5 separate regions of the Mus musculus genome follow, and regions 2, 3, 4 and 5 are each linked to region 1. The links are chromatin loops, found by intact Hi-C in ENCODE. Cell type or tissue: heart. All regions are shown on one strand.

Region 1 (5,000 bases):
CACTGAGGGGCTAAGTTTTCCAAAAATCGTTTTTCAGTGGGGGAAAAACTCCCTTGCACCAACTCCCGCGCGTAGAGTCGGCACTCCGGAGTGGCATGTGGTGCAATGGAGCCGGCAGCTCCTGTCCCTGCATCGGTCCCCCGGTCTCCACCACCGTCATCTCCATGCTCCCAGCGGGGCAGCTAGCGTTAGGCCTCAGCCCAATGTCACTTGTTAACCTTCCGATCTCCCCGGTTTTTGGTACGCCGCCACCTCCCTTTGAAAGCACACAAGCCACCCCTCGGTCCCCGGTGTCCGCCAGGAGTTGGGAGAAAAACAAGCGAGGCGCCGACAGCCACTGACAGATTCGCGCAAAAGTAACCGCGCTCCTCCATTCCCAAGCTTCTCCCACGGTGGCCCAGGGGGCGGAGGACGGCAAGGGCCCCACGCACAGAGGTGACAAGTGTTTTCCTTCAACGAGCGTGTGAATGCTGCTTTCCCGGACCCACACCGAGCCGCGGACGCTAGGCTGGGACCTGACGGCTTGCACCTCCCGCCCCGGGGCGACTCCGCCCTGCCCGGCCCCCAAGCAGGGAAGGTCTCTCCCGGGGCCACCCATGCCGGCGTCCCGAGCCCTGGTAGTGTGGAAGGGACCGAGCCCCGCTGCGCCAACGGCTGCGGGAGCTGCCGGTGTCCCGTAGCCGGGCCACCCAGTCAGGGCCTGCTCCGCCCGTCGCCCCACCTGGCCCGGAGCGCGCTCACCCCGGATCCGCTGGCTGCCTCATCCTACTACACCGGCGCCCGTACTTGGCGGCCGCCGCGGCTCCTGCTCCAGCTCCAGCTCCGGCTCTGGCTGGGGCCGCCGTGCTGCTGCCCGCCCGCCCCCGGGCACCGGCCGTCCCGCCCCGCCGGCGGACCCGCCCCGCGGCCGCGGCCCCCACCGCCCAACCACAGGGCGGAGGGGGCGGGGCCAGCCGCGCACCAGACATGACCAATCCAGCCAGTGCCGCGCGCCCGCGACGGGCCTGGAGGATCGGCCAGCGATCGGTCAGGGCTGTTAAAGGGGCTGCGGCGCTGCGGACTGGAAAGAAGGGGAGGCCGCGAAAAACTGCGGGTTACCTGGCAGAATCCCAGTGGGAGGAGCGAGCGTTGCACTCTCCCAATTGAAACTGAGGCGCTTTCCCCAGCTCTTTGCATTTCTTAATTTCCTCTTCCTGCAATTTAGCAACAAGTGCCTCCAAGCCGTGAGGGAAACTGTCTGGCTAGGCAGATTCTTAGGAACAGAGGTCTTAGGAGGACGTCGGACTTTATCAATCCCTGCTAGTTCCAGAAACTGGATGTCTGAGCTCCTCCTCCACACCTGACCGTAACAACCAATCGCAAACTGATTAGTAGAATTAGCGCCTAGAATTCGTGTGACGTAAATATATCATATATTATGATCTTGGGTTTTTTTTTAATACAGGGTCTCCTGTAGACTAGGCTGTTTTCAGAATTGATATGTAGCTGAAGATAGCCTTGAACTCTTAGCCTCCTGCCTCTGCCTCTACCGCTATGACTATAGGCATACACCACTACACCTGGATAACATAAGTTTACCTTAGAGGGATCGTGTCTAGGGCCCAGATAAAGGAAGGTGACTTTTAAAAATGAGTTCTCGCTTAAAATGTGCTTGGAATGGTGGAGGCTATTTTTACACCCATCAGTTCCTTACAGGGTAAAGGGAGGGGTGGAGGGGGCAGAGGGTAGGCAGGTCCCGCAGGTCCCTCATAGCACAGGGGCAGGTTGTGAGAGTGTCTTTGCTTATCAACTTTGCCTTCTAAATGAGTGGGTCCCAAACTTCAGCATCAGCCCATCCCAGAGGACTCTAGCATGTCTCAACTTTGCAATGACTGGGTCTGGGCCGTTTATTTTTCAACATTCTTTCCCCAGGAGATTCCAGTAGGGGGCGCTCTGGGGGGGCATGCTTTTTTTTTTTTTTTTTGGTTTTTCAAGACAGGGTTTCTCTGTGTAGCCCTGGCTGTCCTGGAACGCACTCTGTAGACCAGGCTGGCCTCAAACTCAGAAATCCGCCTGCCTCTGCCTCCCAAGTGCTGGGATTAAAGGCGTGCGCCACCACGCCCGGCTAGGGGCCATACTCTTTCGAGTCTCTCATTGCTGTGAAATTAAAACTCAACCGGCGGAAAATAAAGCTAGATTCCTCTGTACAATCAAAATCCATGATATGTTTGGGAGACTTGCTAGTCAGTAAACCTAGAGACCAAAAAGGAGCTCAGACTGGCCCCCTGCATGTGACACAGCACGAACTGAATGTTGACGGGCTCTAGACGCAACAGATGACAGCTGGAACTCCTCCAAGAGGAAAGGCAAGGCTGTGACCTAGCACATAAGGAAGTCAGTCTTGTTCTCTGACCAGTGAGATAATGCATAAGCATTTAATGGCAAACACACCCTCCCATGGCCCGCACTAGGACCAGTCAACCCCAGAAGGACACCCTGCCCCTCTGAGACCACATTCCAATGTCATCATCCAGTCCTACTGCCTACCCTCCTGGCTGAATTCAACTTCTAGTCCTAGTGTCCCAGACACCTGTGTGACCCAGAAGTCTTTGCCCTGGATTTGGAGGCCAGCCCTTGTATTAGTCAAGTTTCACTGGGAGAATAGAATGGATGTCAGAGATACAGAAAACAATGGGGATTTATCAGATTGGCTTACACAATACAGTCAGAGAAGCTCAGGCCATGAGGTTGGATGAATCAGTAGGCCCTGTCTTTCATCAAAGGGCTGAGGGATTCTCGGTGAGAAACTGGTCTTCAGTCCGTGTTGAAAATTCAAAGACATTGGGTCCTGATGTCGGTGAAGGATCCCAGCAGCAGAAAGAGCATTCACCATCAAGAGGCCAAGACAGGCAGGCAAACCGCATAAACTATTCCCTCAGACCCCCTCCGATCTCAGCCTCTGCAGAAGGTTCCCCACAATCTAATCAAGAAGATCCCTCAGGGACTGGAGAGATGGCTCAGCGGTTAAGAGCGCTGACTGCTCTTCCAAAGGTCCTGAGTTCAAAACCCAGCAACCACATGGTGGCTCACAACCATCTGTAACAAGATCTGATGCCCTCTTCTAGGGTGTCTGAAGACAGCTACAGTGTACTTGCATATAATAATAAATAAATCTTTAAGAAGAAGAAGAAGAAGAAGAAGAAGAAGAAGAAGAAGAAGAAGAAGTTCCCTCATAGGTGTGCACAGAAGCACTCCTGGTTGGTTCTAGAAGGAACCAATCAACTGCTGAATGTAATGCTCTCTCTTGGAACTTGGAATCTCAGCACCAGGGAAGCTGAGGCAGAAGCTTACCCAAGAGTTTGAGGCCAGCTGGGTTGTATATCCAAACCCAGAAGAGAGTAGCAGGGAGACGAGAGGAGAGGGAGAAAAAAGGGGGTGGGAGAAAATCGTTGTCTCGAGAAATGAGGAATCTAATCAGAAGTACCTGTGTGGCGGGGCCAAGGTCCCACCATCTTGTGTGTCCTGCAGGCATCTAAGGTCTGGCGCAGAGCTGACAGCCCACCCCCCCAAGCCCACTTACATTCCCTTTTATGAATAAGTCTCTTAGAAAATTACCAAACTCCACCACAGGGACTTGAGGTCAAGGCGCCCTGGCTAACTGACACTTTTGCTTCTGTTAAGCTGTTAGCTTGCTCCACTTCCTCCTGCAGCTGCCAACGGGGATATGCATTTGGATTTTGGGTTTTTGTTTTGTTTTGTTTTTCCATTAAAAGCTCCCTGCCAAAGGCAGTCAGGGCTGCTCTGTGAGATCTGTTCTCTCCAGGCAGTTGCTGGTTGGCTTTACATTCTTAAATTCCAACTCTGATTTTGTCAAGTGGTCCTTGGGGTCTTTGCTCCACGACACCCAGAACTGCATGGCAAGCATGGGTTTCAGTGGTGACACGGCTTGAAGCTCTTCTTGGCCACTTGTCCCAAGCCATCATCTTAGAAGAAAAACAAGAAACAGTGACCGTCACCCTCCTTGCCTTCCACAAATATTAGACTGATCAGCTAACCATCAACATAACATCAAACCAAGAACAATAAGGTCTGGTGTGAATGCTGGGAAGAGCCCTTTTTTCATAGATAGATAGATAGATAGATAGATAGATAGATAGATAGATAGATAGATTATGTATATAAGTACACTGTTGCTGTCTTCAGACACACCAGAAGAGGGCATCAGATCCCATTACAGATGGTTGTGAGCCACCATGTGATTGTTAGAAATTGAACTCAGGACCTTGGGAAGAGCAGTCAGTGCTCTTAACTGCTGAGCCATCTTTCCAGCCCCAGATCCTTCTTTTTATTTTTATTTTTATTTTTTTGTTTTTGTTTGTTTGTTTTTCGAGACAGAGTTTCTCTGTATAGTCCTGGCTGTCCTGGAACTCACTCTGTAGACCAGGCTGGCCTCGAACTCAGAAATCCACCTGCCTCTGCCTCCCAAGTGCTGGGGTTAAAGGCGTGCACCACCACTGCCCAGCCAGGCCCTTCTTTTTTAAAGGTGAAGATTTTGAGGTATCAAGATGACTCCCCTGACATGGATGTCCACTACCAAGCCTAACAATCTAGTTTAATCCCTGGGACCCACCTGGTGGGAGAAGAGAACTGACTCTCAGAGATTGTCCTCAGACACTGTAGCACAGGCACACACACACACACACACACACACACACACACACACACACACAAAGTACATAAAGGTAATTTAAAAAGAAAAGAGAAGCCAGGTAGTGGTGGCACTCACTTTTAATCCCAGCACTCGGGAGGCAGAGGCAGGTGGATTTCTGAGTTAGAAGCCAGCCTGGTCTGCAGAGTGAGTTCCAGGACAGCCAGGGCTACACAGAGAAACCCTGTCTCAAAAAACAAAAAACAAAACAAACAAACAAACAAAAAAAAAAGGATTGTGTCTGGGTATACAGGTGTAGAAACTGAAGCTCACAGAGGAACAATGGTGTATCTGGGACAGGGACAGCTAGTTA
Region 2 (5,000 bases), 200 kb before region 1:
TATTTGACAAAGCACTAGGGGATGTTGAACACCAGGTCAGGGTCACTGCTGGGGGCAAAAAACAGAACAAACCCCACCTTCTGATTTAATTAGATCCACTTTATTTTCAAGATGAATGTGAAGGTAGACTATCTTGCAGTCTTCCACAAGAACCACAGGGCCTATCTTGACATTAACAGGTATAAACAGTGGCCCTGGTCTATGAGAAGATTGTTATGTATTCCCACTGCCTTATTTTAAGCTGAGCAGTTACAGAGTTCCTCAAAGGGGACCTCAGAATTGTGAGACCCTTACTTAGCTACCCTCTTAGAAGTTTGTTAGGCTTCCTAGTTGTCTTACTCTGACCATTTAAAGGGATTTTAAAGGGATCTCATTTTCCAGTTCTGCCACGGAGACTCCTCTGGCACATTTTCAGTACCTTCATACACATTTCCTTTGTGCTACTTCTTAACCACTGCCAGGCAGTTTATGGACCCTTCATTGGTACATAAAACCGAGTAGCCGTATAATTCTAATGAGCCCTTGCTAGTTAGTGATAACACTATACTATGGCTGTTGCTGTACTTCTATAGCAATGTGTGAAGAGTGAATGTATTAGTCAGTGTTCTCTAAAGATTTAATACACACACACACACACACACACACACACACACACACAGCTATGAAGAAGTAAAAGGCACAAAGAACAGGATCTTTCAAATGGCCTGCCAATAGACTGATCGGAGCTCCAGCACACCCAGTTCCCCTGCAGCACTCTCTTAGGTATTCATATACTGGTCCAGACCCATTGCCTGGCAGGTCCTGCTGCCTTCTGTGCCCACACATACTCTTTTCTCTACCCACATCTACCTAGTCTGCTGGGACTCAGACCACCTCTCACGTTTAGGCTAGGTCATCAGAATTGGTGTGTATTGTTAGTATATATAGGGCACAGGAAGGAAAGATCTGATTTAAGAAAATCCATCCTGCTCTAGTTACTTGGGATATTTGCCAGGGACCCAATCACCCTCACTTCTGCCTTTGTTTGCAATACTCACTGCCTTGGGGTATAATCTCAACCTCTTATCTTTGTAACCAGGCCTTTAATTCACTCCCAGGGTCAAGGATAGTAAGGGCAACAACAATGGGAAGAAGAAAAAAAGATAAGGCCAGGGTGCATCCCAGAGTCAAAGCATGCTTGGCACGCTTAAGGCCCTGGTCTCTGCCTTAGCAAATGGGAGGGAGGAGAGAAGCCAAGTATGTGGGAAACAGGGACTGAATGAATTGGGGGTCACCTGAGTAACATAGTGACATTCTGTCTCCAACAATATGAAACAAACCAAAAAAATCAGACCGAGAAAAAGAAACTCCCCAAGAGCCTTTCTGTGAGGGCCCAGGAACAGCGCAGACTCTTCATGGTTGTTGATTCTGGTTTCTCCTCAGATTGCTAAGTATTTTGCCTTTATTTCCACAACTGTCACTCATCATAGGTCTTAAACTTGTCCTGCCCAGCCTCTTATCCACACTGATTCCTATTCCAAATGACAAGTCCCAGTATTCTTATAGAGTGGAAATAACAAGGGTACCCACCTCACATGGTCACTGTGAGGAACAGGGAGCAGACATTGCCTGAAATTTACACCAAATGTTTCAATCTTGGAGAGAAACTGGTTTTTTTGAGACCTGATTAAGCAACCTGGAACTCCTTGAAAATAAAAATATTCCCAGGCCTAAACCATCTTGACATGGACAGAGCACACAATGCATTCACAATGAAGAGCAGCAGTAAACCAGCAGGGCTGGCTTTTGCCCACCAGGGGGCAGTATGTTACCACCTAGCAAGAAGCAGCTCTTACCTATGAGAAGCCAGTAATTCCTCAAGTAGTTCAGCTTGCTCTTCCCTTTGAGTCCAGGGTCAAACTTGAGGTCTGTGCTGGGAGTGATCACACACTCTCCTTTGTCTCCAATGGTGACGCCATCTGTCTGGGGGCCTTCCAGCAAAGGAAGAGTGCTGCCTCGAGGCTGTGGAGATGGGATGCGGTGAGCTGCAGGGCTGGCAGGAGAGGTTTCCCAAGGTCCTAAAGGTTTCCCTAAAGGGACAGTTGTGGCTCACGCAGCTCAACAATCATCATCCATCAAAGCATGACACAAAGATCCTGGGACTGGGCAAGGGACACTCTACTGACATCTTTTCAGATTGTTTGCTTAAGACAGAACTCAAGCAGCCCAGGCTGTTCTTGAACTCTAGACTCTCCTGTTTGCATCTCGCAAGTGCTGGGATTACAGGCATCAACTATCATGTCTGGTCCTGCCATGTCAGGTTTGCATGTTTGGGTACCGAGAACCAGGAAGAACATGCATGATAGAACTCCGAGAAGCTACTATCAGAAATTCTATGAAACCATGTAAGAATCTATATGGTCACAGATGACGCAACTGACAGTGTGGAATAAACTGCTGAGTTGTTAGACACTGATGAGTTGATAGAGTCAGGAGTGGCCTCACTGCTGCAGCAGCCAACCAACTCACCAGGCAGCCAGTATACAACCAGCCAGTCCAGGCACAAGCACATCAGGAGTGTAATGTCCCAGTCACTCGGTGAGAGTGCTCAAAGCAGGCTGGAGAAGCCTGAGGAGGCATGGAGCACTCACAAAAGGATTGAGCAGGGGAAAGGAAGTGAGAGACCAGCAACTGAAGCTCAGAAGAAAGAATAGGGAAGTTTGGGTGATCATGGGAAGCATGTGCTTCTCTGGACCATGCAACCCTGAAAACTAGCAGAGTGGTAGGTAGGCAGGGTGGGACTGGCTGGAAGAAAGCCTGACGGTTAGATCTGAACACAAAGCCATAGGGAGTGAGTCTTTCCTGGCTTCAGGGAGCTGCTTCTGTCAGCATCTGCTTTCAGCAGGATGTGGATTTATAGAAGCCGCTCATGATTCACTCAGCTCTGCACTTCCCCTTCCTAACCAGACGTTTACACAAAACTCAATGTCACTTTTTGCTAGAACAAAAGCAGTCAAGAAACTGCATCTTTAGGTCCCACACTCGACTCACCACGACAGCAACCCCCTCATGCACCATTGAGGGAGAGGCATAGAGGCTGGTGGAATACTTCCCAACATACAGAGTAGGCCTGAGGAAAAAAACCAGAAACATACATCTTAAGTCATTTTATGTCCAAACCCCATACACTGTGGCTTTTAGGATATCAGAAGCATAGACACAAGTGTCAACTGCCACACATGAGCCATGAAACTCTCACAAGGAAACCAGCAAGGTGGCAGGGGTACTGTAGAGTGACAGGGCAGTAGGTCTTCAGGCCCCAGATTTGCCTATCACCTACAGAATGGGAAGCCTCTTTCCCTGCCTGCAAATGGCAGGACTGGACTAGACTGGACTAGACCAGTGCAGCCGAGGAAAGGGCTGCACTGATGACTAGCAGGAGACTCAGCACTTAGCACCTGCTGCCAGTTTCTCAGGTGAGCGAGCCAGCACTCTTTCAGAAGCACTACACTCAGCACTACCATGCTGCTGTGGGCTTTATGAGGACTTCAGGGCTCAGCAAAGGAACAGGTGCTCCATTCCAGATGCTGAGAGCAAAAGGAATGTATCTTGTACAGGGCAGTGCACACCTGTAATCCCAGGACACATAGCACACTGGAGGCCAGCCTAGGCTCACGAGACCCTGCCTCAAATAAAGAAAACAAACAAAGCAAAAAGCAAAATGAGAAAAAAAGAAAGAAACTCCAATCCAAACTGAATGATATTTCTTGGTAATGTGCTCCCACCTGAGATATCACAGAGGGCTGTCTAGTACCAGCATGAAAACAGCGGGAGCTATACCTACAGAGCTACAGTAATTACTACTGTCAAGAGCCTTGGATCAGTCATCTATGAAATTATCCAAAGTTCTTTCTACAAATACCTTCTACCTAAATGGTGTTTCACTATAGACAACAGTTTCACAATATGATTATATTTCAGCTTCTCCACAAATCTATGGAGTAGGAAGATTGAGGCCTAGCTTTTAACAGGTAGAAATGAAGGATACAGCCTGCTGAGTTTTGGTCACATACACTGTGATACTTTTTTTTTCTGATTTTTAAAATGAATATGACATGTATTAAAAATTTTAAATATATAGTCTTGTAATACAGTCTCCCCTCATATTTTGTAGTCAATGTTCAAGAAGTCCAGGTAGGTAGACAATTGTAATCCCATTACTTAGGAAGCTGAGGCCAGCATGAGTTACATAATGGGACTTTCTCTTCAAACCCATAAACATAATACAGAAGCAGAGAGAGAAAGAGAAAGGCAGTGACAGAGAAGTCTGAAGTATAAAGGGGTACTACATGGCTTACATTCTGAGGTTCCGAAATGAGCCAGCGGTTTGTTTGGTTTTTTGGGGGGTGGGGTGGGGGTAATTTGCTTTTCAAGACAGGGTTTCTCTGTAGAGCACTGGCTGTCCTGGAACTCCCTCTGTAAACTAGGCTGTCCTCGAACTCAGAGATCCACCTGCCTCTGTCTATTTTAGCTGGGAATAAAGATGTGCACTACCACCATCCCCCAGCTCAAAACAAGTCTGTGACTCTTGATGTTCTACATGAGCTCAGAGATATCTGCCAATTCCCTGACCCCCCCAGTATAGGGCATATTACACTGTAGCAGTCCCAGAATGCCAAGTTTGTCCTTTGCTGCCTGTTCTGTCCTGTCCTCATCTGTCCCAACTCCTCCAACTCACGTTAGCTTGCTCTTGGCCTCTGTCTCCTTGGGGAATGGATACTTCCACTTGGTGATGCGCCCCACTTCCCCAGACATGAAGGTCAAGTAGCGTAGAGTCTCCACAGCAACGTTGATGTGCACCACCTTTCTCAGGACCTCCCCCTGCCAGACGTAGAAGGCCACCACAGGAGAGGCATAGTTTTGGATCCACAGGACATCCCCAGATTCACTGTCCACAGTTACCACCAGTCCATCGCCATTGGACACAAAGTGGGACATCTCTAAAGACCAAACAAAGCATG
Region 3 (5,000 bases), 340 kb before region 1:
GGAAGAAATTCATCAATGCTGCTGAAAGGCAGAAGACAGCCTGTTTCTCTGCCCTAATAAGCCAGAGCAAGAGATTATAGAAGGGGGGAGGGGACAGAAGAAAAACCTCAGGTGGCCACAACCTGAGACCCCCATCATCACTCCAGACTTGAGGTTTTCCTAGAGTAACTGCAGATATAATCTGCGGTGCTCTGCCCTCCCCCCAAAAAGCTCTCCACTGGGGTTCATAAAACCTGTAGTACGGCTGAGCCCTCCAGGAAATCCTGAGGCAAGGCAGCCCAGGCAGGCCTGGGATAGGCCCCACCCAGACATCTGCTCTAGACTTCTGGGGCTCAGGCTCCAGGCCCCTAGCTCACCCACAGCCTCAGGGGAAGGCTGCTCACAATTCAAGTCCTAGTTTCCTCTTTGTCAAGCTCTACACCTGGGCTTTGAAGAGCTAGTAACTCCTACTTAGAAACAAAACAAAGTCAACCGCCACAGATTCTCAGCCTCTCTGCCAGCCTGCTCCACCATGGGGGTAGGCAGGCCTGCTTACATCCCCAGGACACCAGAATACAGTAACTTCCACTTGGTCAAGCACCAACCCCACATTCTAGGCTTGATTTTATAACCACCAAGACAAGGTTAGTAGGCTAGGCCTGATTCTGCCATCTCTGGGTTAAGAATGTAGGGTTCCAGCAACTACATAATGGCTCACAACCATCTACAGCTAGCATACTCATATACATTAAATAAATAAATAAATAAATAAATAAATAAATAAATAAATAAATCTTTTTTTTTTTTAAAGAAAAAAAATGTAGGGCTCAAGTAAGCATGCTCTGCCGGGCATGGTGGTACACGCCTTTAATCCCAGCACTCGGGAGCAGAGGCAGGCGGATTTCTGAGTTCGAGGCCAGCCTGGTCTACAAAGTGAGTTCCAGGACAGCCAGGGCTATACAGAGAAACCCTGTCTCGAAAAACCAAAAACAAAAAAAAACAAAAAACAAAAAAATAAAAAAAACAAACAAACAAAACAAAACAAAACAAAACATGCTCTGCTCTCCTCCAAATCTGTAGCCCTGGTCCTTCTGATAGCTGCCTGAACCTAAGAGCCTCATTTGGAGGACATACCCTGACCCTATGAACAGAGGTATTTTAAACTCTGAGCTGAGTGAACCCTGCAATAATGCACACTAGGTTTTGTTAAGCTCTTCAGGGTAACTATACTCCAAAACTAGAAAAAGCCTCTAGAGTTAGGTGGGCTATCAATTTACTTCAGCAGGCTCCCCAATATGCTCATCTTGAGCACACAAGTCTGCTCACCCCAAGAACTCTAACCAGGAGCCCCTCTGGCCTCAGATCCCAAGACTTGCTGGAAGTTGGACATGGGAAGAAGCAAGCGGGATCTCCTTCAAACTCAACCAATGCTAACTGGGTTCTCCTTCCCTCCTTTCCCCTGCCTTTCCCTGGAGGAGGAAGAGGAAGAAGAAGAGGAGGAGGAGGAGGAGGAAGAGGAGGAGGAGGAGGAGGGGGAGAGGAAACATAGTTGGTATGGGATGCCCAGATTCAAGGCTATCTCCTTTCTCACAACTAGCAGCCGCAGCCATTTGGCTGGCCAGCCTGGCCTCAGCATAGACCCAAGGCTACTCTACAAAATATGCAGGAATCCATCTTCCAGTCTTCAACAGGGGCTTTCCCAATGGCATGTTCTCTATCAGCTGCTTTCCAAGGAAATGGGTCTACATAGTGAGTTACAGGACAGCCAGGACTATATAGAGAGACTTGGAAAACCAACCAACCAAACAGACATCCCCAGTGCCTGTAGGAAGCTTCCAGACCAGCTCTAAACAAGCAGAGCCAAGGGCTGACGCAGAGACTCATCAGTGATATACTAGGCCCATGAATCTCCAAAGAAAGCCACATGGGAAAGATAAACCCCGCTAGTATCCTTGGAACCACGTCTATCTCTGTTTATACCCAAACTCGTCATTTTCTTTTTAGATAGGAGTTGAAATGAAGGGGGTCACTTATCCCCACTCCGACCCCCAGTTAGGTATCTCCTGGGTATCTGATTCCTGGGCTGGAGAGATGGCTCAGTGATTAAGAGCGCCGACTGCTCTTCCAAAGGTCCCGAGTTCAAATCCCAGCAACCACATGGTGGCTCACAACCATCTGTAACGAAATCCGATGCCCTCTTCTGGTGTGTCTGAAGACAGCCACAGTGTGCTTACATATAATAAATAAATGAATCTTTAAAAAAAAAAAAAGAAATCTGATTCCTGGGTGGAATATGCATACATCATGAAGATCTATTTCTGAGACTTCTACCTAGAGACACCAGCAGGGGACAGAGCAAGCTACAGTGCACACCTCTCACCTCTCTGGCACATAGGTTGAGAGACATATGGCCTTGTCAGGAACCTGAGGGATAAGGAAAGAGAGGTTGGGCGTGATAGTGTGTGACTGTAATGCCAGACACTTGAGAGAAAAGAGTTCAAGGTGGGCTTTGGCTACACAGCCAGCCTGGACTATATGAGACCCTGTATCAAAAAGCAAGTAACAAAAGTGACAAGGATGTGGGAGAAGGATGGGCACAATCCCCAGGAAAGGAGGTGCAGCTCCCTGATACAGCAATCGTCTGCCACGTGCAAAGCCCTGCCTGGATTCCATGCTCAGCACCAAAATGCAAAAGCAAAACAAAATTCCCAAACATTCTGGAGCCACTTGAACCAGAGCTCTGGGGAATGAGGAGCGCCACATGCAGAATCAGGCTGAGTTCCCAATGCACTGACCACGGGTCCTGTCTCTGCTTGTCAATGGCCTTTGATGCTGCAACCTGAGACAGCTCTCTGCCAAGACAGAAGGGTCAGGGCAGTACCCTGTGCAGCCCAAGACCAGCAGGACTCCACAAAGCCTCCCTGCTCCTCCAAACTTTACTGGACACTGGCATCAAGAAGGAAAGCCCCGTACAGAGGATATCTTGAATGGTCTGTTAATGGGATCGGGCCTTCTTCAGACCTGGACACAGCTATTTCTAATCTATCCTGGAGTTATCTGGGCCCAATCTCTTTAGTCTCCCATTTCGTAGGAAGCCTGGCTTCCTTCCTCCTCAACTTGAGCAGCTGGGAGCCATCTCAGACATACTAACGCTCTGCCAGTTCCCAACTAGGAAGAAAAAAAAAAAAAAAAAGAAAGAAAGAAAGCCAAGGCAGAGATGCAGTGGGACCGAGGCCAAAGAAAGAGTAACCCTGTTTTCTCACTAACGACCCTCTTCCAAATTTTCCTCACCACATCCCGGGTCACTCCCTCACCTCCACTCCGGGACCTGTCTTACACTTTCAACCTGATTGCCCACAATTCTCTAGATCTCACGAAGCCTCCATCTCTAAGTTACTCGGAGCCAAGAAGCCCCGGGACTCCTCTAACTGCTCAAGCCCTCCACCGCAGAGGGCTTTCACCCTTTCCCCAACACTGCCTCCAACCCCGAGCCACTAACCAAGGGACTCTGGCCTGCCCGCCACCAGCCCTCGACAGTTCCTCCTGCAGTGTCCCCTGGGCCGCCTGTCCTCACCTGAGGCCCCAGGGAGACCGACACAGCGCCCTCGCGGCGCCGCTCGCCTGCCCTCCTCACCTGGTACTGCGCCGCGGGGCCAGCGGGGCCCATGGGGCGGAAGGCGGCGGCCCCCGGTACCCCCATGCCTCCAGAAGGCCCCGGGCCCCTGAGCGCCGGGCTGGGCAGCATTCCGGGTCCCGCAGGCGGAGGCGGCGCACCAAGGGCCGCGGCAACGGCGCCGCCGCCGGGGCTCAGCGGAGGCAGCGGGAACCCGCCCGCGCCACGGCCGGACATCACTCTGTCCCGTCCCGCGGTGCAGCGATCCGGCCTCCGGTCTCCGTGTTGAGTCCGCTCCGCGAGCTACGTTCCGCGATCCGGGACTTCCCGATTTTACTACCGGGTTCCGGGATCTTCTACTCCAAGTTCGCAAGTTCTTTGCAGCCCGGCTTTAGGATCCCGCGGCCCCTCTGACTCCGCTCCTGCCAGGGATACTCCAGATCCGGGATGTGCCGCGAGCCCGCAGGCCTCTCCCGGCCTCCGGAGGTTTGATCGCCGGAGTCCAGTTACCCAGAGGCGGTTACGAACTCCCAGCCCCGCCCAACCTAGACCCTGCAGGCCCCGCCCCTGCCCGGCAACCCAATCGAGAATGCCTCTTTAAATCCCGCCCTCGCGAGACCCGCCTCAAACCAGCACCTCCCATAACTGACGGCCTTAGAGCCCCGCCCTTGGGGGAGGCGGCCTTTTCCCGGAGGAGCGGGAGCGGAAGCTGCACGCGGAAGCGCGGAGGAGAAAGGCGTGGGGTCAGAGTTCGAAGGTCGCGTAGGGCCGTCCGAACTGTTAGGTGTTTGCTGTTTGCTCCGTAGTGCTGCTGCCTCGGCGAGATCCCCGATATGGCCCATCCAAAACAGTTCCGTCAATTCTGCGTCTTCAAGCCTTAAAAATAAGCGATCCGCGGCGGGAAAGCCGCCAACCACTTTTTAAGAGCCCATCTCGGGGCCGGTGGCATAAGGCACCCCACACCCACCCACCCATCTACCCCCAGAAGCCTGTATTGGTTGCTCCGCGCTTCCAAGGACATGGGCGGCCCCAGACGTGACCCAGCTGAGTGAAAGCTTGGCTTGGCCCAACTCCGAGTACTTAACTGCACTAACTTGCCCGTGCCTTTCTTTAAGGAAGCCTGGTAATTCGCAGAAAATGTTTTTAGGTGAAGGGATTTTGCATGCTGAGAGAACTCCAGGTACTGAAATAAGTTTTATCCAGTTTGTATAGGACTTAGTTTTGAAAAGTTGAGAATCAGCCGGGCGTGGTGGCAAACGCCTTTAATCCCAGCACTTGGGAGGCGGAGGCAGGTGGATTTCTGAGTTCAAGGCCAGCCTGGTCTACAAAGTGAGTTTTAGGACAGTCAGGACTACACAGAGAAACCCCGTCTCGAAAAACCAAAAAAGAAAAGAAAAGTTGAGAACCT
Region 4 (5,000 bases), 110 kb before region 1:
ATTTTTCAGTCTCTGCACAATCAACATTTTGGGGCCAGGTGTTTTAATTTTTTTTTTAATTGTTCAGATAACCCTGGGCTATAGAGGCTGTCCTATGCATTGATGGGTGTCCCCTGACCCCTCTGCTCTCTCCCTGTACTCAGCTCCTAGGGATGCTGTCATCAAGTGCTCAAAACCAAATGCTTTATAGCAAGAGAAGGTGCTTCAGTGGGTAGAGACTCACTCCTGTTGGAGATGTGAATAACACCAGCAATGCTTTGGTCTTCATGCGACTTACGGAGCATCACCCTCAACAGCAACAAATACACAAAAATAGACCATGTGCTGAACAATAAAATAAGCCTGTAAGATGACAGCAAACCTCTGAGATGGCATTCCCAAAGGCCCGTGCCCTGGTACTCACCTCCTTGGTGGGCCCCTCCCCCACTGTGCCAGGCTTGCTCTAAGGGATCAGTAAATTGTGGAAAGTGACAACATGCCCCTTCCAAGACTGGACATTTTGCAGCTTTTGGTCCTCATTCCCTCTGTGCATCTCTCAGCTCTCTTATTCAAAGGGAAGCAGGCCAGCTTTGTGTGCATTATAAGCAGAGCTAGAGACCCGTGCAGTTAGGAACTGAAACTCTCTGCCTACAGCAGAATGCGGCTAGGAGTAAGTAGATAATCCAGTTCTATGGAGACTGCAGGTCAGGGTCGACATCAATGGAAACTTTACCAGTGGCCCAGAGCCAGGAGTGCCAAGCCCAGACCCTCTGGGTTTCTGATGTGCAGAGGCTTCCAGGTTATATGCAAACACCTGCTGTGAACCACTGTTGTGCCTCCTTCACACACCTCTACTTCCCAACCCCTTCCACTCCGCCTCCCCCCACCCCCCCACTGTGAAGGCCAGAAGAGGGCATCAGATCCACTGGAAGTGGAGTTAACTTTGCCAGCTGCCTGACTGAGCTCAATTCATGTGTAACCACACCACTGAGCCATCTCTCCAGATCCTCAGTGTTCACAAGGCAGGGTCTCATACAGCCCAGTCTGTCCATGTCCTCCCTAAGTAGCCGAGGCTGATCTTAAATTTCTGATTCTCCCACCTCTATCTCCCGATGTTGGTTTTGTAAATATGTCCCACCACACCCTGCTAACATCATTCTCCTAAATAAATGAGGACAAAATATAATCTGTGGGATGCCGCTAAAGCAATCCTTAGTGTGAAAAGGATAGTTTTTAATGGGCGGTTAGAAAAGAAGAAAGGTCTCCATTAATAATCTAAGAATCTAAACTGGGCGTGGTGGCGCATGCCTTTAATCCCAGCATTTGGGTGGCAGAGGCAGGCAGATTTCTGAGTTCGAGGCCAGCCTGGTCTACAAAGTGAGTTCCAGGACAGCCAGGGCTATTCAGAGAAACCCTGACTAGGAGGAAAAAACAAAAAAAAAAACAAAAAAACAAACCCAAAAAACAAACAAACAAAACTAGAGGAGCCAGGAGTGGTGGTACATACCTCTAACTGTAACTCTTCAGAAAGGAGTTTAAAAAAACAAAACAAAACAAAACAGACAATTAAAGCAGAGAATATTAATAAAGCCAAAAATGATAAATCTCTTTGATGGGGTAGAGCACATTCCTGATTTTCAGCACTTAGGGAGGCTGAGGCAAGATTATGAATTCAAGACCAGTTTGGTCTACTCAAGCAAGACATTCTCTGAATAAAAAAAGGAGCAGGTGAGATGACTCAGTGGGCCTCTAGAAACTTCCAACCATTAAACCTATCAAAGGATTACTGTATTTTGTCAAATAGCATTTGGTTGTATAGACAACAAAATTTATATTTTCTCATAAGAGCCTTTGCATATTCTCAGTTGTGGGGTACTGCTTTTGAATAATATGCTATTTACAATTATGCATGAGATTTTATGTGTGTACAGGTCTTAATTTCTCTTGAGTAAACTCCCAGGTATTAACAGGTCACCTGGCAAGTGGATGTTTACAAGAAGTTAGTTGTTTAACTCCTTTTTCAAAAATGGTTTGCTCATTCTATTCCCAAACATAACTGGGAGCAAAGCTCTGCATCCTCGCCAGCTTACAACACACACCTTTCCAACCGAGCACACAATATACAGAATAAAGATCTTAAACTGGGCGTTTAAGCCTTTCAGGTGCTGGAATTACAGATGAGTCATGAAGCCAGGCCGAGGGAGGATAATCTCAAACTGAGGACCAGAAAGGTCCCCTCATCAAATCAGTATTCGCTCGCGTATTCAGTCTTTGCTCCTACGGCTGCGGATCCTTTGAACCCAAGAGGCACTTCGGTTCTTTTTCCCAACATCAACCTAGGTGTAGGGATCCCACCCCCCCCCCCCCCCCCCCCCCCCCCCCGTCTCCCCGAAAAAGCAAGACGCTGGAAACTCGCAGTTTCGTCCCAGCTCTATGGTTGGTGGACCTATCTACACGCTGGAGGACTCAGAAAGCCCAGCCAATGAACCGTCGCTCTTGAGCACGTGACAAGAAAGCTGGCTTCCTACTGGTCAATACTGCAGGAGCCCGCCCAATAACTTCCGGACGCTTTCTTTAAGACAAGGCCACACGTCCATTCCGGCCTCTTATCGACGGGGACTGCTCTAAGGTAATGTGTTCTCTGAGGAAGCTGAGGCTGCACGGTTTGAGCTGGGTGGCCGGCGATGATGACACTCCATACATAGCACGCGTTAGACTGCTGATCCGGGTGATGCGAATCGTAATCTGAGCCGACCGCACCGGCAGCGGGAGGTGGCGGGCGCAGCCGACTTCGTACCCTCACCCTTCGCTTCTCTTTCAGGTCTGCCCTGCGCAGGACAGCAGACAGCGTGGACTTCTACCACCTTTCCCCGAGCCTCTGAATAAAGTGTTTAAATAACCCCGCTGGTGTCTTGTGTGTCACTGTCGCCGACGCGCTGCCTTTGAGCCCCCGGCCCACCTTCTCGTGGTGCCGGGGGTTAAGCTGCGGCGCCATAACACTCTGCTAGCGCATAACTGGGGCCGCCTGCCCTTCGCGGGCGGCCCTTTTAACCGCTAGCTACAGGCTCAGAGCAGCCGACTACACGGCACTTCGGGAGTCGAGGGCAGATGGTGTTGGCCCAGGCCATAGGCTTAGGTTTTGGAGTAACTGGCCCGAGTGATAACTTGATAAAGTAGGTCCTGTACTGTCCTTTGTCCCTGCCCCAAGCGTGGGCAGTACTTGAGATGTCCTGCCTACAGGAAAATGGAATGGGAGGAGCCCTGGAGGTGAATGGATGCCATCTGGCACACGGGCTTTGGGGCGACTGAAGCCTTAAGGGGGGAGAGGCTGTTAATTAAGTCAGGCCTCAGAGTGCAGATATGCCAGAGGTTGCGTCCCCAGTGTTTGAATAACTGAGACCACCGACCTAGAAGGAAACTGAATTACAGAGGCTTCTTTTTGGGGAGGGGGGCTTCGAGACAGGGTTTCTCTGTGTAGCCCTGGCTGTCCTCGAACTGAAATCCGCACCACGCCCGGCTTAAAGAGGCTTCTTAGTGTTCCTGAGTGAAGTTGCTTAATTGGAGCTTACTAGTAAGCAATTAGAACAAAGTAGTTAGATGAAACTTTGGATTAAAACAGAAAGGAAGCTTTAAGGGACAGGTTCCATAGACTGACCAGTTTTTCTAGAAAACAAGGTTATCCCTCTGGTTCCATAAGAAGTAATAATGGATTTCTTTAGTTCCCACCTCTACAGTGCTGGAGGCTAGCAAAGGTGGCTAAAACTAGCCTTGTGAGGGTCTCTGCATTCACGGTCCTGTGGGTTTCTCTAAAAAATAACATGCTTGTCTGGTGTTTGACATGAATATTTATTTTGTGAGACAATGCAAGTGATTTTAAGTTCCCAAATTATTTTAAGCTTAATAAGTTCAGTCTCCAATTGTGTGTCTATCTAGTCTTGCCTTTAGTTACTGCAGAGAAAGACCAATGAACAAGGCATGTGGGCTCTTGACAGGCAAATGGGAGAAATTAAAGCAGTACACTGACTGGAATGGTCAAATAATTTGTCATGTTTTAATGGGATGATTAAAATAAAGACTCAAATAAGTTTTCAATATATTAATTTCTTTAAAGTCATCTTCAAGCAAGGTGCTGTTTAAGAAAAAAAACTTAGCTTTGTCCACAGACAGTAAATTATCAGAAGTTACTCAAGGTAATTTTGACATTGGATGCAGCTTTAAACAAACAAGAAAACCTAGTAGATCTCCTCAAAGCAAATTATACAATTAGAGCCCCCGAGTTTGTAAACTAAACATTCTGACACAAATGCACAAACGTAAGTTGGCAACATTAAAGAAAGGTCACAAGTGCATGTGTGGATGTAGTGCTTGCCACTGAGGAGAAAGGAAAGTCCATTTGGCCACCAGAGAAGGGGACTGCCCACAAACCTCCCGAACCCGTTCGATCATCCTACAGCACACAGAAAAACCAGAAAAGAACACTTTGGCTCCCACTTTCTGGCCCCGTCCCATCAGTACCAGGGAGGGACAATCGGTCGTTGTGCACAGTGTTTTGACATTGTCACACTCGCTCATGTCTCAGAAGAGTCAGGATTGGTTGAAAAGCAAGGCGATTGTACGTCTTTGGGATGGTTTGATCTCACGGCTTTGCCTGATGTTCACATGAAGCCCACCCCAGTGAAAGTGTGGGTGTGTATGTTCTATGGCTACTTGCTTCCAAAATGCACAATTTAATATGAAAAAAGTTGCTATGCCTATTTTACCACCAATGAAATGGCTCACAAAACCACACTCCACACAGGTTACCACAGTGACATTCTCCAAGGATGGAGGGCCGCAGTCATGCGTACAAAGTGTAGAGTGGAAAAATGTTCCATTGTGCACCAGCTGCCTGAGGAAAAGCTTTGGAGGAGTCAAAAGGCAAAGGGAAGCCTTCTAGTTGTACAGCTTTGCTCTGAATGTGCTCATTTGCTGTCATAAAACCTGGTAGACTTAAAAAAAAAAAAAAAAAGCCATGGTGCGAG
Region 5 (5,000 bases), 92 kb before region 1:
ACCTAGTTTGGTCAAGTTCATTTTGGTTTCCAGAGTCATCAGAAAGGACCCATTGTAAGACATTTCCAAATCGATCCAGAGTCCTAGAGAGACAGTTAACAAACAAACAAAAAAAGGGTTTGTTTTGATTTTCGTTTTTTCTTTTTGCCTCCCAAGAAATATGAATCTAAATTACAGTATCCAAACGGGTACTTCCAGGACTAGAAAGATATTTCAGTGGTGAAGAGCACTTGCTACTCTGCAGCAGAGTTCAGCTCCCAGCACCCGAATGATGGACTGCAGTCATTATCTAACTCCAGTTTCAAGGGATCTGACGCCCTCTTTCGACCTCTGAGGACACCAGGCATGCATGTGGTGCACACAGGCACACAAAATAAACCCTTCAGCGTCTTTAAGCTGGCATTAGAGTAAAGCCCACACGTGATTTGTACTAACAATGGAGGCATGGAAAGGGTAAGGCCCTCCGCCCTCAGACCATGAGAGGGACGACTGGTGGTTTGCATGCAGGGCAGTGGCCACAGTGGCTACTCTGGGGGGTCACAGTGAATTCAGTGTCCATGTGAGCTCAGCAAGGGCTCCATCCTCTCTCTCTCCCTTCCCCCCTCCTTTGTTCCCCTCTCTCTCCCTCCCTCCCTCCTCTTTCCCACCCCCTCTCTGGCTTCCCCACAGCACCGCCAGGAAGGGTGGCCCAGGGGCTGCTGTTTGCCAAGTGAGGAGACTTCACTGTGAGACTGTTTCCTTCCGGGAGGTGGTCATCAATGGCTGGGGCTTAGGAGTAATGTAGCTGTTGGGGGTCACTCTTGTAAGCCTTCTCATCTATCCCAAGAAGGTGAGATGGCTCAGCAGGTAAAGGCCCCCTGCCACCAAACCTAATGACCTGAGTTTGATTCCCTGAACCCACATGGGAAAGGAAGAGAACTGACTTCTACAAGTTGTCCTCCCAGCTCTGCATGCACAAGCTCACCCACCCCATCAACTCCTCCCTGCAAATAATAAACGGTTTAAAAAAGACAGCCCAATAAACTCATTGTATGCTCTCTCTCTCTCTCTCTCTCTCTCACACACACACACACACACACACACATCTCAAACTTTTTTTAAAAATTTTTTTAAGATTTATTTTATTTTTGGGCTGGAGAGATGGTTTAGTGATTAGGAGTACTGGCTACTCTTCCAGAGGTCATGAGTTCAATTCTTAACAACCACGTGGTGGCTCACAACCATCTGTAATGGGATCTGATGTCAGTGACAGCTTATTCATATACATAAAATAAATAAATCTTAAAGAAAAAAGAAAGGCCGGGAGTGGTGGCGCACGCCTTTAATCCAGCACTTGGGAGGCAGAGGCAGGCGGATTTCTGAGTTCGAGGCCAGTCTGGTCTACAGAGTGAGTTCCAGGACAGCCAGAGCTATACAGAGAAAACCTGTCTCGAAAAACCACCCCCCCCCCCAAAAAAAAAAGAAAAAAAAAAGAGAAAGAAAAACAATTTGTTTTATTTGTATAAGTGTTTTACATACACGTAAGCATGTGCACGGTGTGCACGCCTGGTAAAGGAGAATGTCAGAAAGGCTGCTGGAGCCCTGGACCTGGGATTGTGGATGCTTGTGAGCTACCATGCAGGTGTTGGGAACTGAACCCAGGTCCTCTGCAAGAGTAACAAGTGCCCTTAGCCTCTGAGTCAGACGTGTAGCCCCTAAATTCTTATATTTTTAGTATCCATTTGTTTCTGGAAATTACCTAATAATAAAAACAAAAGGAGTTCCAGGAGTATCTCAGTAACTCTGGAGAATCACTTAATGGCAGAGTTTTAAGAATTTAGTCATCAGGAGGATATTGCTGCCAATAGCTCATATCTCATTTCCCCAGGATGGCTGCCACTGGCCCAGCATCCAGTGTGCACACATCACTCTCTGTCAGCACAGGAGGGTGGCCTGGCAGGCCTGCGAAGCTACATGAGATGCTTTCACTCTTAGAGCTCCGTAAGACCTCATGGATATTTAATCACAATGCAATCCTTCAAGTGGCTATTTAAATGCTAACAGACTTTTATAGATCGTCATAAGACAAGTGACAATATGTAAGAGGAGGCAGGAAATTAATCTCAGACCATTCTTCATACATAGCTGCAGTTTCAGTCCACTGCAGTAAACAGCTCCCCCCCCCCCCCCCCCCCCCGCGGCTAGAAGCACTGTCCATCCGTACGGAAGTACTAATGGTGCAATTCTTCACTAAAGGCAGAATAATTCCTATTGGTTTTCAACAAATTCTTCCTGTTACTGAATGCGATTATCCTCCATGAATGGCTTGGTTTAATTAAGTGGCACAGGTCAAGGGTGATTATCTTCTTTGCGGGAAAAACTGCTTCATTTCTAGCTTACGGTAAGCAGTTTAAAAAAAATCATTAGTTAGCTTACTCTTCAAAATGCTGTTACTGTGGAGATAAAAGGCGCATCTGCTTCAGGAAAGACATTTAGTCCTTAACCACTTCCAGGAGAATGGGATCAGTTCAAAGGGCTACAGAGGAATTTTAACTCACTATAAAAAGGACACTAATTTCTTTTGGAAATCCTGGCCAGGTTTCCAAATAATATTAATGGCATGAATTATCTTTGAAAGCTGTCATATTAAGAGTACCAAAACTTTTACTCCCTCCAAAATGGGAGGTTTTGTCTTTCTTTCTCCAAAATTTATTCTTTAAAAAAAAATATGTATATAAGAGTGGTAGTGTGGTGGTGGTGGTGGTGGGGGCATGTGCAGGTGCAGACAAGGCCAGAAGAGGGCATCTGGACCCCCTAGAGCTGGAGCTGTGAACCACCCAACATGGGTACTAGGAGGCAAGCAAGTATTCTGGAAGAGGCCAGTACATAGGGGGTCGGATTTCCTGGAACTGGAGTGCCAGCCGCTGTGAGCCGCCCACTGTGAGCCCTTTACTAGTGACTCAGTTCTCTAGTGCCTGGCTGTCAAACAAACAACAAACAAACAAGTGTTATGGGCACAGGTGGTTCAGGCCCCAGTCACATGGGCTATGGCCCACCCTCATCTCCAGGAAGACCAAGTGAAAGGCTTGGAGCCCCATTACATGAAGTAGGGTTTGAATTCACTGTAAGTTTCTTGATCTCTGGACAGAGGTCTCACCTACACACAAAGGACACCATGCTATCTTTTTAGGGAAGAGTGCATGCAGCCAGCAGGCTGTACGCCCTGGCCATCCTTCTAGCTGCAGCTGCTACAGGGTAAGGCTATACGAGATAACCAGAAATCTAGCTCAGGAGACCTAAATATGATCAGATATTTATGGCGGGTTTGCTGTGTTCTTTTTCTGTTTTCTGTTTCGTTGTTGTTATTGTTGTCTGAGACAGGATCGGGTGTTTCAGCATGCCCTTACTGGCTGTGCAGTTAAGGATGAACCCAGACTTCTGATTCTCCTGTCTCCATTTCCCAGGTGCTGGAATTGTAAGCACATACCTCCTCTCTCAGTTCATCGAGAACTGGGAATCAAACCCAGGGTTGTTTCATACTAGGTAAACATTCTACCTCCTGAACTGTATCTCTGGTCCTGCGTCTGGCTTCATACTCCTTATTATGTATCATGAGGTCCATCCACAATCTAGGATTGACTCAAGAATGGGCTGAGAACTTAAAACTGATATAAATCGCAAACAATAGTTCAAATTACTATGATGTACTTGTAATGCAGAAAAGAAGGCTATTGCATTGGAAAAAAAAAAACCAAAAAACCCAAACTGCTTCTATGGCAATGACTGGCAGGCAAGCAGCACACTGAAAACCCAGGAGCATGTGCCCTTCAGTGCAGAGGCCTAATCCCACTGCTATGCCCCAGGCCCCGGCTTGGGCACCAGATGAAGTGAACAGCAACTAGGAAGCCTGTTGCCACCTTGGGAAAATGTATAGATATGGTGACAATGTCAAGATGGGGTCAGACACCAGAAGTGCCACCTTATCCTGAACACAGACAGCTGCATACTGTTATTCTACCCATGCTCAGGGACAAATCACCAACCAAATGACAATTAGCATGACAAACTTTAGAGGGTCTTTATATAAGCCCCCCTTCCCACCCCATCCCCAGAGCTCAGGGTGGCTGAGAAGGGTGCCACAAAGAATAGACAGCTCATTCCCTGAAAGTGCTGCTCTCTCGGCGAGTACCATCAACTGACAGGTGCTGTAAAGAACCTGTCTTCAGGAAGTACGAGACTGTGATTAAAGGTGAGGCTGGGGAGATGGCCCTGTTTACTCAGCAAAGCGCTGGCGGTACAAGCATGAAGGAGGACCTGCTGACTCTCGATTGCTCAGGTAAAATGCCGGGTAATGTACCTGTAATCCCAGTGCTGAGAAGTGGAGACTTACTTCCCTGGGCTTGCTGGCCAGGGTTTAATCAAATTAGTAAGCTCCAGATCAATGAGAGACTGGCTTTTCAAAAATGAAATGGAGAGGAATAAACGTGACATCAGCCTATGGACTCCACAGCCGTGCATGCACACAGGTACAGAATAAAGATGGCCGCCGGGCATGGTGACGCATCCCAGCACTCGGGGGCCAGAAGCAGAGGAGGAGCCTTCATAACACAGTGAGTTCAGTTCAGACCCTGTCTCAAAATTAATCAGGTAAGAGAGGCTGGAGACGCCTCAGAGGTTAAGTGCACTGACTGCTCTTCCAGAGGTCCTGAGTTCAATTCCCAGCAACCACGTGGTAGCTCACAACCATCTGTAATGGGATCTGGTGCTCTCTTCTGGTGCGTAGGCATATATGCAGGGAGAATACTGTATACATAATAAATAAATAATCTTTTTTTAAAAATCAGGGGGAAAAAAAGAATAAAGATGGCCTCAATCAGCTCCGCCCAGACCATAATGTAAAGTGCTAATAAACGGCCAAGGCAGCACATCTCCAGATGCAAGGGGGCCACAACCAGAATGGAGGACTCTGTGTGTGTGTGTGTTTGCACGCATGTGCATGTGCGTGTGTGTGTGTGTGTGTG

What was found. Hi-C counts contacts between places; a loop is a spot of excess contacts. Peaks named below come from ENCODE experiments on the same cell type or tissue, not always from the same donor. Only the 100,000 strongest peaks of a DNase experiment are listed, where the experiment ranks them.
Region 2: a loop joins it to region 1, with 3 times the contacts of the local background. A loop is called at or near these places in 30 of 42 quality-filtered maps.
Region 3: a loop joins it to region 1, with 3 times the contacts of the local background. A loop is called at or near these places in 4 of 42 quality-filtered maps.
Region 4: a loop joins it to region 1, with 2.5 times the contacts of the local background. A loop is called at or near these places in 32 of 42 quality-filtered maps.
Region 5: a loop joins it to region 1, with 2.2 times the contacts of the local background. A loop is called at or near these places in 33 of 42 quality-filtered maps.

What each region holds. Positions count from the first base shown.
Region 1 is chr11:106,612,117-106,617,116 of GRCm38, forward strand. Tex2 (testis expressed gene 2) reads right to left here and starts at 814. Exons shown (of 12, transcript NM_198292.3): 1 at 742-814. In heart, a CTCF peak has its summit at 1,892 (motif pointing right); DNase peaks (open chromatin) are centred at 215, 995, 1,725 and 2,365; H3K4me3 peaks cover 1,893 bases; H3K27ac peaks cover 2,189 bases.
Region 2 is chr11:106,416,989-106,421,988 of GRCm38, forward strand. Ern1 (endoplasmic reticulum (ER) to nucleus signalling 1) reads right to left here. Exons shown (of 22, transcript NM_023913.2): 8 at 4,718-4,979; 9 at 3,031-3,109; 10 at 1,836-2,001. Among named protein-coding and RNA genes, the nearest start is that of Icam2, 37 kb to the left of the region's middle. In heart, no CTCF peak of the experiment used is centred here; DNase peaks (open chromatin) are centred at 1,893 and 2,653; H3K27ac peaks cover 356 bases.
Region 3 is chr11:106,268,880-106,273,879 of GRCm38, forward strand. It overlaps Smarcd2 (SWI/SNF related, matrix associated, actin dependent regulator of chromatin, subfamily d, member 2), which reads right to left and starts at 4,093. Exons shown (of 13, transcript NM_001130187.1): 1 at 3,614-4,093. The coding sequence starts at 3,829. It also overlaps a transcript of Tcam1 not described here. In heart, CTCF peaks have their summits at 2,310 (motif pointing right) and 3,571; DNase peaks (open chromatin) are centred at 252, 2,692, 3,452 and 4,152; H3K4me3 peaks cover 2,539 bases; H3K27ac peaks cover 3,053 bases.
Region 4 is chr11:106,498,333-106,503,332 of GRCm38, forward strand. It overlaps Tex2 (testis expressed gene 2), which reads right to left. Exons shown (of 12, transcript NM_198292.3): 12 at 3,807-5,000. Gm36220 (predicted gene, 36220) reads left to right here and starts at 2,583. Exons shown (of 2, transcript NR_168513.1): 1 at 2,583-2,608; 2 at 2,801-2,879. Snord104 (small nucleolar RNA, C/D box 104) reads left to right here and starts at 2,659; the gene lies at 2,659-2,731. Gm22711 (a small nucleolar RNA gene) reads left to right here and starts at 2,913; the gene lies at 2,913-3,045. In heart, no CTCF peak of the experiment used is centred here; DNase peaks (open chromatin) are centred at 2,489 and 3,139; H3K4me3 peaks cover 1,966 bases; H3K27ac peaks cover 3,117 bases.
Region 5 is chr11:106,519,932-106,524,931 of GRCm38, forward strand. Tex2 (testis expressed gene 2) reads right to left here. Exons shown (of 12, transcript NM_198292.3): 8 at 1-83. Among named protein-coding and RNA genes, the nearest start is that of Gm22711, 21 kb to the left of the region's middle. In heart, a CTCF peak has its summit at 2,757 (motif pointing right); DNase peaks (open chromatin) are centred at 690 and 1,910; H3K27ac peaks cover 667 bases.